Regions from separate parts of the Homo sapiens genome. Here region 2 is linked to region 1. The links are chromatin contacts, found by Hi-C or POLR2A ChIA-PET in ENCODE. All regions are on one chromosome and are shown on one strand. The core of a region is the stretch at or near the end of the contact, and the rest is flanking DNA. Distances in the headings are between cores, read along the strand shown. Region 1 holds the start of ZFP30 (ZFP30 zinc finger protein). Region 2 holds the start of ZNF566 (zinc finger protein 566).

Region 1 (5,675 bases), core at 1,949-4,448:
TTCAGAGAGAAAACCACCAGCCGGGTACGGTGGCTCACACCTGTAATCCCAGCACTTTGGGAGGCTGAGGCAGGTGGATTGTCTGAGGTCAGGAGTTCGAGACCAGCTTGGTCAACATAGTGAAACCCTGTCCCTACTAAAAATACAAAAAATTAGCTGGGCGTGATGGCAGGTGCCCGTAATCCCAGCTACTTGGGAGACTGAGGCAGGAGAATCACTTGAACCCGGGAGGCGGAGGTTGCAGTGGGCCAAGATCGCGCCACTGCACTCCAGCCTGGGAAACAAGAGCGAAACTCCACCTCAAAAAAATAAATAAATAAATAAAACCACACACAAAACCACACAGACTTGTAGAAATATTTTGGGAAAATATGCTCTAAAACATTAATAATTATTATTTCTGGACATTGGGACCATTGATCATTTTAATTTTCTTTATAGGTTCCGTAGTTACTAATATTTCACAAGCTTGTATTAATTCTGTCATCAGAAATATTTTAAAAAGCTATTCCAAAAAATTTTAAATGACTGGGAAGATAGGCTACCTTACAGTCATTAAGAAAATTGTGGGCCAGGTGCGGTGGCTCACGCCTGTAATCCCAACACTTTGGGAGGCCGAGGCAGGTGGATCACTTGAGGTTAGGAGTTCAAGACCAGCCTGACCAACATGGTGAAACCCCGTCTCTACTAAATACAAAAAATTAGCCTGGCATGGTGGCGGGCACCTGTAATCCCAGCTACTTGGGAGGCTGAGGCAGGAGAATCGCTTGAACCCGGGAGGCAGCGGTTGCAGTGAACTGAGATTTCGGCATTGCACTCCAACCCGGGCAACAAAATCGAAAACTCCGTCTCAAAAAAAAAAAAAAAAAGAAAGAAAAAAGAAAATTGTGATTAAACAGGCCCTGCATAAATGGTGACAACAGGGAAATCAGTGTGACTGAAAAAATAATTTCTACCAGTTCCTGAGTATTGTATCTCATCAAGACCCTGAAATAGTTCTGTGAAGGATTACAATCCTGGTTCATGTCATTTCCAAAGTGATTAAGAGCCAGTAAGAACTGCAGACAAAAACAAATGCTCATTTCACAGCAGCTACTTAATAACTTGCATTTACCCCTCCTCAGCTCCAATAAATAACTAATCATTAAATACCTAGCAATTTAATATTTAAATATTACATTGTTGCAAAATAACTTAAAAACCTTTATTGTAGTATACAAGATTCATATGTAACAATTTCTTGATGATTCTTATTTACAACAATACTTCTCAATATTACATTATACTTTTTTCTTATGACTAAATATAAACAAAATTCTTATTATTGCATAACATTCCATCACATGGAGTGTGATTTAACCATTTCCATACTGCTAGATATTAATTTTATAAAAGAACATCCCGAAAGTCATTACCAGTTATTTCATTTCTAGACAGTGAGAATCAATGTTGTTGGAGCTTATACAACTCTGATAATACCATGAAATGATAGACTTCCTCGCTCCACTGAAAAAATTAACCATTTACAAATACATACAACAATTCTGTATATAATCTTAAAATATCTTTGTTGCCCTGAAAGCTCATAAACAGAGTCCAAGGACTTATGTTACCAATCCCTGTTCTGGTCCACTGCAGGGTCTGGCTCATTTTCCTGCTTGCAAGCATCCATCATAATTACCTTCACATTTGCATTGGTCTTGGAAATACACAAAGCTGATAGGAAATGACTGAGCATCATCATTTTAATACCAGTAGCTAGTATGAATTAAGGACTCACTATGTGCCAGGCACTCTCCTAAGAGCTTCACAAATATTAATTCATGTAATCTTCAAAACAACACCGTAAAGTATACACTATTACAATTCTGAGGAAATTGAAGCACAGATTGCTTAAACTCGTTCAGATTTAAGTGGCAGTCAGGATTCAATTCCACTTAATCTAGGCTCGAAATTCTTAACCACTACACTACACCTCCCTCAGTCGATCCAAGATATACCCAAAATAAACTCATGCTGCCAGACCTCAAACCACATCTGGCTGGTACCAAAAACTTCCACTCATGAATTTCCTGGAAAAAAAGAAATCTCCACTCCTACCCCAGAACCATTAAACATATCTAAACCCTAAAAAACAAATAAAAACAAAGTATGAACATTAATCTCCAGCACGGGTATTTCCATATCATCAAGATCCTTAGAAAAACAGCGCTCACAGAGTAATTGAATTTGCAGCCTACAGTTAACTAACCATGTGTCTAACTATAGAACAGCATGAAGTGGGCACTAACAACGGGAAATCTATTAATTAGGTCCCCTGCCGTTAACTAGGTAGGGAAATCCTAAGGCCCAAATCAATGAATAAATAGATCATTCCTAAGCAGGATTTTAAACGGAAGGAACTCGAATGCATTTCACAGAAACAAAGCAGCAGCACGAACTCACAGGGAACCGGCTTTTAGAAGAGCAGCAGCGATTCGTTTCTCCTTCTCAAGCGCCTTCTCTGGAAACTGGCAGGGCTGGGGAAGCAGGCAGAGTTCAGGACACCCCAGGCTTTTCTTGACTCGATTGGAACCCACCCTCCACGCTTCCCTGGCCCCAACTAACCGCCACCTGCATGCACAAATGGAAACGACAGGGCAGAGGGTCAGCAGTCACCCGCGTCTGGGTTCGCAGCTCCGGGTACGCTGTAGTTCCGCACCCGGTTGCCCACGCCCGGGACCACCCACTGTGTCTTTTCGGAACTGTCCAGCGTGTCCTCCTAGACCCCAGACACCCACCCCAAATCTAGGTCCCAGCGTTTTGCAGGGGACCTTCATCCTGGGGCGTTCACCTCTGACTTCCCTCTTGGGCCTTTTCGCTACGGCCGAGCCTAAGTGGCTGAAGCGCGGACGAGGATGCGCGGGGCCTCGGTCTCCAACTGCACCACAGGCCGCACCCACGAACCTGGTCCGGCACAGTTACTACCGCCCGGGCCTCCAGGCCTCAGGGCTGCAGAAGCTCAGTCCCGGGAAAAAAAGCACACCGGCCTGAGGCTCCACAGGAACCTTTTCTCCACCTTGGCCCGGCCTGCAAAACCTGGCCCACTCCGCGCTCTTTTCCCTCAGAAAAGCAGCGGCCACAGTGGCGCCCGGCTCCCAGCCCCAGCCTCACCCGACTCAGAGGATAGCCCAGCCCTGGGAGTCAGCGGCGCCAGAATACGGGAGAGCGCCTGTCTCCGTCGCGAATGCGCTAGCGCGCGGGGGGGCGGAGGCAAGTCCCGCAGCTGCTCCGGGCCGGGAGGGGCGCGTGGGGCCGGGTCTCGGCGGGGATAGTCGGGCCGGGGAGACGGAGCCAGAGGGGCCGCAGTGTCCCTCGCCTCAGGCCTCTACCTGTAATGGCCGCCCCGTGACTGACCAGTGCCATTAAAGATAATCCAGGCCTGCTCCCCTGTGGACACTGCGGTCCAAAATTTAAAAAAACAATATTCCGCCTTTTTATTTTTCATTTGGTTCTCGGCTCGGAGACAGGCGGAGGCTGCGAGCCCCGCCCCGCCCCCAGCGACGCCTCACCGGAACCTTTGGAAATCGGCTTCTGCCTCGAGTGCGCAAGCGCGCGGGGGGCGAACGCTGGGGCCCTTCAGGGAGCAAGGGAGAAGTGTGGGGCCGCACCTGCCGAGGGGTCGGGAGGTTTGGAGGAGGGTGGAGGTTGGCTACAGGATCCCGATGGGGATGGAGTGTTCAAATCTAGGCCTGTAGCCGTGACCCTGGCGTGAGTTGGATGGAGGAAACCCCAGTATCGCGAGCCTGGACCAAGGCGCGGCGCGTGCTGCCTGTGGTGTTTGCTGAGTGACGGCCGCCGCGCCCCCGCGTACCTGGACCGAGTGCCTGGCCGCTGGCGGAGTAGTGTTTCCGTGCACGGGGCTGCTGCGTGCGCGTGTGCCGTTCTCTAGCGGGGGATTAGGATGGTGCCGCAGAGAAGGCTGCGCGGTGGTGCCTGACTCTGACGCTGGCTGTAGCGGGTCTCTGGGGTCTTTGCGGTTTGTGTCTGCGTTTGTGACGTACCTGACATCGGATCTGTGACTGTGGCTCTGCCTCATCCAGCGTTATTTCCAGAATCCTTCTGATAGGGCAGCGCTTCTGGTTCTGGTTTTCCATGGAGACGGTTTGTGGGTCCCTATGAAACTGAGTGTTGGGATTTTGATTATCTGCATCTGGCCCTTGTGTGCCCTCAGGACTGTGGTGTTAGGCAAGTAAAATAATTGCAGGAAAAAAAATTGGAAAGGAATAAGGTTGCTATTACTTCCAAATGATGGAATTGTAGGACTGTGTCAGAAAATTGAATAGGACACCATGAAACGGGAGGGAGAGGCATTTTATTTTCTTCCATACCTGGTCTTGGAATATTCTAACAAATGAGATTTGTTTTTTCCCCTTTGTTCCTGGATGAACTCTTGGATAAATTCAATGTCTCCAAGCATTCTTGGATAGTAAGTTTCTTTGATCTTTAGTTGAAAGATCAGCCTCATTTTCGTAGCTAAAAATACCTTTAGTAATAAAAATGTTCATTGTAATACTTCATTTAAAATATTTAAAACTTTCTTCTTTCTCCTTGATCTCTTCCAGATATCTCAAGTTTTGGTTAAGTGAATATGTGGAGTATATGTACTAATTACGTCAATTATTTTCTCTTTAAAACCAAGTACATTTCTTACATGAGTTTGTTTATCAAGGATTTATTGGTTTTCTTTGTACTTGTTGCTATTTTTTAGAAATGTTCCAACAGATATGTTAAATGTTCATCGATTATTTTTTCAGTGGTTCAAACATCGGAGTAGAATCTCTCTTCCATTCTGTGGCTGCAATTGGACTGTACAGTTGTCCTAAAATTTACCGTCATTGTTTTCCTAAGTTTGATTCTTGTTTCCTAGAATTCAGCTAATTTTTGCTAAAGTTCTTTTCCAATAAGTTCCTTAAGATGCATGTATTAAAGATGTTTTTTAGTTCTTTCATGTTTGAAATTTTTTTTTTTTTTGAGACGGAGTCTCACTCTGTTGTCCAGGCTGGAGTGCAGTGGTGCAATCTTAGCTCACTACAACCTCTGCCTCCCCAGTTCAAGCGATTCTTCTGCCTCAGCCTCCCGAGTAGCTGGGATTAAAGACGTGCACCACCACGCCTGGCCATTTTTTTTTTTTTTTTTTTTTTTTTATAGTTTAAGTAGAGATGGGGTTTCACCATGTTGGCCAGGCTGATTTCGAACTCCAGACCTCGGGTGATTCGCCCACTTAGGCCTCCCAAAGTGCTGGGATTACAGGCGTGAGCTACCGCGCTGGGCCTGAAAATGTCTTTATTCTGCCTTCACACTTTGCCTAGATTCAGAATTTGGAGGCGTCACTTCACAGTGTTCTAGTAGCTAATGTTGTCAAGTCTAATACCAATTGTTTTCTGTTCCTTTTTAATTTCATGTCCCACTCCCACCAACGCCCAGATACCTATTGCCACCTGTAATCCACAATGCACTTACATTTCATAATTTATGCACTTGGCATGTATGTTTAAACATTTTTTTCTGCTAGTTATAGGGCAGCACTTTATAGGTCTGAACATTTTTCTTCCTCTTTTTCTTTTTTGACAGTCCTCTATCCTTCTGAATTTTTGTTCTCTTGTCCTGGAATTTGTATTTCATGGAAGGACTTT
Region 2 (5,675 bases), core at 2,146-4,645, 1.2 Mb before region 1:
CTCAAAGATGGAAGGAGACTAATGAAACAATACAATTCAATGCAGGACCTTGGATTGGATCCTGAAACAGTAAGAAAATTTAGCAAAATTTGAAAAAGGGCTCTAACTTAATTAAAAGTCTTCTATCAGCATAAATTTCCTGGTTTTCATCATTGCACTGTGGGCACCTGCAGAGTATCTGCAAATTCCTTATACTATGTTCACAACATGAAAATAAAATTTTAGGCCAGGCATAGTGGCTCACACCTGTAATCCCAGCACTTTGGGAGGACAAGGCAGTTGGATCACCTGAGATCAGGAGTTTGAGACCAGCCTGACCAATATTGTGAAACCCTGTGTCTACTAAAAATACAAAATTAGCTGGCCGTGGTGGCGCAAGCCTGTAATCCTGGCTACATGGGAGGCTGAGGCAGGAGGATTGCTTGAACCTGGGAGGTGGAGGTTGCAGTGAGCTGAGATCATGCCATTGCACTCCAGCCTGGGCAGCAAGAGCGAAACTCTGTCTCAAAAAAAAAAAAAAAAAATGAAAGAAAGAAAGAAAAGAACATTTTTAAAAAATTTACGAAGGGGAAAATGGACACAAAAAAGAAGATATACAAATGGCCAGTAAACATACAAAAAGGTGCTGAACATCATTTCACATCAAGGAAATACAAATTAAAACTATGATGAGGCTGGGTGCAGTGGCTCACACTTATAATCCCAGGATTTTGGGAGGCTGAGGCGGGCGGGAGTTTCACATGGTGAAACTCTGTCTCCACTAAAAATACAAAAATTAGCTGGGTGTGGTGGCACGCACCTGTAATCCCAGCTACTCGGGAGGCTGAGGCAGGAGAATGGCGTGAACCCGGGAGGCGGAGCTTGCAGTGAGCCGAGATTGCGCCACTGCACTCCCGCCTGGGCCACAGAGCGAGACTCCGTCTCAAAAAAAAAAAAAAAAACAAACCAAAACAAGACAAAACAAACCAAAACAAAAACCTATGATGAAACTGCACCACACAACCAATAAAATAGTTAAAAGACTAACCATACCAAATTACGGAGAGGATATGAAGCAACTGGAACTCTCATACATTGCTGGATGGAGTGTAAACTGGAACAACCACATGAGAGCTTCGTAGTATCTATTAAACATTAGCCTACCCTATGATCTAGCAATGCCACTCCTAAGTATTAACCCGGGAGAAAAGCCTTCATGTGTTCACCAAAAACACAGCAGAGTGTTCACAGCTGCAGCATCATTTGTAACAGCCCCAAATTGGAAGCTACCCAAATATCCATCAACAATGTAATCGACTAATATACTACAATATATCCCCAGTATAGTGAGAGCTAAGTACAATTACACTGAACAACATGAATGAATTTCACAAACATAATATATAACAAAAGAAGCCTGGCATAAAACAGTACATGCTGCATAATTGCATATATACATGAAGTTCAAGAATGTGTAAGACAGCCAGATGCACTGGCTCATGCCTGTAATCCCAGCACTTTGGGAGGCCAAGGTGGGCGGATCACCTGAGGTCAGGACTAGCTTTGCCAACATGGGGAAACCCTGTCTCTACTAAAAATACAAAAATTAGCCGGGTGTGATGGGTGCCTGTAATCCCAGCTACTCAGGAGGCTGAGGCAGGAGAATCGTTTGAACCCAGGAGGCGGAGGTTGCAGTGAGCCAAGATTGCATCACTGCACTCCAGCCTGGGTGACAAGAGCAAGACTCTGTCTCAAAAAAAAAAAAAAAAAAAAAAAAAAGAATGGGTAAAACTAGTTAATGATAGAATTCTGAATAGATTGTGTGGGGGAGAAATTACTGAGAAGTGGTATGAGGGAAGCATCTCAGGTCCTGGCAAAGTTCTTTGTATAGATCTAAGAGTGTTACACAGCTGTACACTTAAGATTTGCACACTTTATATAGGCTCTATGTATCTATTGACAGCCTCCTGCTCTGTTGCCCAGGCTGAAGGGCAGTGGTATGATCATGGCTTCCTGCAGCTGCAAAGCACTGGGCTCAAGCGATCCTCTCATCTCAACCTCCTGAGTAGCTAGGACTTATAGGTGCCAGCCACCATGCCCGGCTAATTTTTTATGTATGTATGTATTTATGGTAGAGTTAGGGTCTCACTATGTTGCCCAGGCTGGTCTCCAGCTCCTGGCCTCAAGTGATCCTCTCACCTTGGCCTGGCAAAGTGCTGGGATTACACGCATGAGCCTCCACACTTGGCCTACAAAAATTTTTTTAACTCTTGGAACTATGCTTTGGTAGGGATATGGAGCAATAAGATATTTCAAACATTGCTGTTCAAGTACAAATTTGTGCAGCCACTCGGGTATATATTTTGACACTGTTTAGTAAAGTGGAAGATATATGAACCGGCAATTCTGCTGGTAAATAAACTCAAGCATGTGTACCCCATGTGAAAGAATGTGGCTGTGTTGTTTATAAAATGAAAAGCTATAAATAACTAATAGGGCATCATTACTAGAAAGGATGAATAATTGTGGTATACTTCAGAAGGGAGAATATAGCAAAGAAATTGAATTAACCGCGATTTTATCTAATAGGGATGATTCACAGAATTGTAAAAATAAACCAAAGACAGTATGACAACATTCATATAAAGTTTTAAAACGGGGAAAAACTGGAGTATAATGCCTAGAGAAGTATACGTAAGTGATAAAACCTCACACTGTGTGACTTACCCTGCCACACAAACCTGATCACACTCCCACCATGGGGACATTCAGCTACAGACAATCCACGCCCAAAGCAACAGGGTCGCACACGCAGGGCCTCTATCGGTCACATAAGCACAAGTGCACGCTTACCGAGGAGGCAGTCACAGTCACAACCACATTGTCACAGTCGGCGCACACCTGTACCGGGTCACAGTCACGATCACACATTAACCACAGCCACACACACAGATAGAAACATGCAGTTACTCGCAGGTATCCCCACCTGAACTCTGCCGCACACAGTCACACAGCATATAGTCGCACACCACTACGGGGACAAACGCAGTAACACTCAACCAGGCACAAGCTCCCCACAGCCGCACACACAATGCCGCACGTGGTCCTGCTCCCTCTCACACACACACCAGCAGCCACAGTCTCCGAGGCCGTGCTGCACACGGTGTGAGCGTTGGAAACACACTCATCACAAGGGCAGCCTGTCACAATCGCGCGATCATTCACCACACACCTCCACACAGACGCAAGCGCACGCTTTCAATCTCACCTCCACCGCCGCACAAAGCCGAGGCTTGGCCCCCGGCCCCGCCCTCTCCCGGGTTTCTCACCTCAGGCCTTACCAGCTTTCGAAGCAGCAGAACCCTCCCCGGCACTGGGGTAGTTGCTGGTAAAGCCCTGAGGGTCCCGCCAGCGCGTGAGTTGGAAGCTGAATTACCGCGAGAAGTACAGTCTTGCCGAGGAGACCTCTGGGAAGCGTAGTCAGAGACGTATCAAGGCCGGACAAGATGGTTCCCGATCGTCAGAATTCCTGTCCGCGCCTTGCGTCAGCCCCGCCGAAAGGATCGCCCCCCCTAGTCAAACCGCTCGCGCCCCAGAGGCCTCATGGAGTCCCGCCTCAGGCTCGGGCCTTGGCCCCCAAAGAAAGCCACTCCGACGTGTTTGAGATGGGCTTAGTTCCCGGACCCGTCCTACTGCCCCCAGGCGCTGGACAGCCTCAGAAAGAGGACAAGTCTGCATGGAAAGATAATCGCACAACTGAGCCTTCTGGGAGATGTAGTTCGGAGCTGGGAAGGCGGTTGGACCCTCCGAAAGTCATCTTAATTGCTCTCACAGATAAGCCGGTGCTGGGCTGCCGGCCTGAGTACTGTGCGCCCAGAGTGCGCAGGCGCAAACATCCTGGGTTGCTGTTTTGGCCTCTTTGTTCGGGCGTGAATTTTGTTTATTGCTCCTTAGTGCAGAGGGGTTATGGGACCAGAGGTTGTGAGACTCAGAAGTGGTTGGGGACGCAGAAGGGGTGTAGACCAGGAACCTGCGACCTGATGGGGGGAGGTCGAAGGGAAAGGAATCGCCAAACGTGGGACAGGTTTGGAGAGGCAGAAAGAGAGGAGTCTGAAATTGCAAAGGGCAGGTGTTATTCTGACTTCTGTGTGCTTTGTGATAAATGAGTGGGGCAGGAAGTAAGAGGAGTTTCACTTTCTCCTTCTGCAATTATTTGTGTACTTGGACTAAGTGTATCTCATGGCCAGTATTTGACTGCTTTTGACCTATAAAGGTATTGTATACACAGTCATGCATAGTTTAATAATAAGGATATATGCTCTCCCCACGGTCTCCCTCTCCCTCTCTTTCCACGGTCTCCCTCTGATGCCGAGCCAAAGCTGGACTGTACTGCTGCCCTCTCGGCTCACTGCAACCTCCCTGCCTGATTCTCCTGCCTCAGCCTGCCGAGTGCCTGCGATTGCAGGCGCGCGCCGCCACGCCTGACTGGTTTTCGTATTTTTTTGGTCTCCACCAAACACAGGGTTTCGCTGTGTTGGCCGGGCTGGTCTCCAGCTCCTAACCGCGAGTGGTCCGCCAGCCTCGGCCTCCCGAGGTGCCGGGATTGCAGACGGAGTCTTGTTCACTCAGTGCTCAATGGTGCCCAGGCTGGAGTGCAGTGGCGTGATCTCGGCTCGCTACAACCTCCTCCCAGCCGCCTGCTTTGGCCCCCCAAAGAGCCGAGATTGCAGCCTCTGCCCCGCCGCCACCCCATCTGGGAAGTGAGGAGCTTCTCTGCCTGGCCGCCCATCGTCTGGGATGTGAGGAGCCCCTCTGCCTGGCTGCCCAGTCTGGAAAGTGAGGAGCGTCTCTGCCAGGCCGCCCATCGTCTGGGATGTGGGGAGCGCCTCTGCCCCGCCGCCCCGTCTGGGATGTGAGGAACGCCTCTGCCTGGCCGCGACCCCGTCTGGGAGGTGAGGAGCGTCTCTGCCCGGCCGCCCCGTCTGAGAAGTGAGACCCTCTGCCTGGCAACCGCCCCGTCTGAGAAGTGAGGAGCCCCTCCGCCCGGCAGCCGCCCCGTCTGAGAAGTGAGGAGCCCCTCCGTCCGGCAGCCACCCCGTCTGGGAAGTGAGGAGCGTCTCCGCCCGGCAGCCACCCCATCCGGGAGGGAGGTGGGGGTCACCCCCGCCAGGCCAGCCGCCCCGTCCGGGAGGGAGGTGGGGGGGTCAGCCCCCCGCCCGGCCAGCCGCCCCGTTCGGGAGGGAGGTGGGGGGGTCAGTCCCCCGCCCGGCCAGCCGCCCCGTCCGGGAGGCGAGGGGCGCCTCTGCCTGGCCACCCCTACTGGGAATTGAGGAGCCCCTCTGCCCGGCCAGCCGCCCCGTCCGGGAGGGAGGTGGGGGGGGGTCAGCCCCCCGCCCGGCCAGCCTCTCCGTCCGGGAGGTGAGGGGCGCCTCTGCCCGGCCGCCCCTACTGGGAAGTGAGGAGCCCCTCTGCCTGGCCACGACCCCATCTGGGAGGTGTACCCAACAGCTCATTGAGAACGGGCCATGATGACAATGGCGGTGTTGTGGAATAGAAAGGCGGGAAAGGTGGGGAAAAGATTGAGAAATCGGATGGTTGCCGTGTCTGTGTAGAAAGACGTAGATATGGGAGTCTTTTCATTTTGTTCTGTACTAAGAAAAATTCTTCTGCCTTGGGATCCTGTTGATCTGTGACCT

The links. Hi-C counts contacts between places; a loop is a spot of excess contacts on that map. ChIA-PET counts read pairs that join two places held with the same protein, here RNA polymerase II (POLR2A). Pooled maps may share reads with other maps.
Region 2: a pooled map shows a loop between it and region 1 (7-fold over the local background). The contact joins the promoter of ZNF566 here to the promoter of ZFP30 in region 1. A Hi-C loop is called at or near these places in 2 of 37 single-sample maps with no recorded cell type and 10 of 50 pooled maps. POLR2A ChIA-PET finds 5 or more read pairs at or near these places in 1 of 52 experiments (Caco-2).

What each region holds. Positions count from the first base shown.
Region 1 is chr19:37,652,267-37,657,941 of GRCh38, forward strand. ZFP30 (ZFP30 zinc finger protein) reads right to left here and starts at 3,199. Exons shown (of 6, transcript NM_001320669.3): 1 at 3,154-3,199; 2 at 2,446-2,613. RefSeq lists a silencer at 3,155-3,344 and enhancers at 3,368-4,355, 3,755-3,804.
Region 2 is chr19:36,486,166-36,491,840 of GRCh38, forward strand. ZNF566 (zinc finger protein 566) reads right to left here and starts at 3,396. Exons shown (of 5, transcript NM_001145344.1): 1 at 3,321-3,396. ZNF566-AS1 (ZNF566 antisense RNA 1) reads left to right here and starts at 3,462. Exons shown (of 1, transcript NR_036504.1): 1 at 3,462-4,875. RefSeq lists enhancers at 2,492-3,379, 2,686-2,765, 3,326-3,885, 3,380-4,265.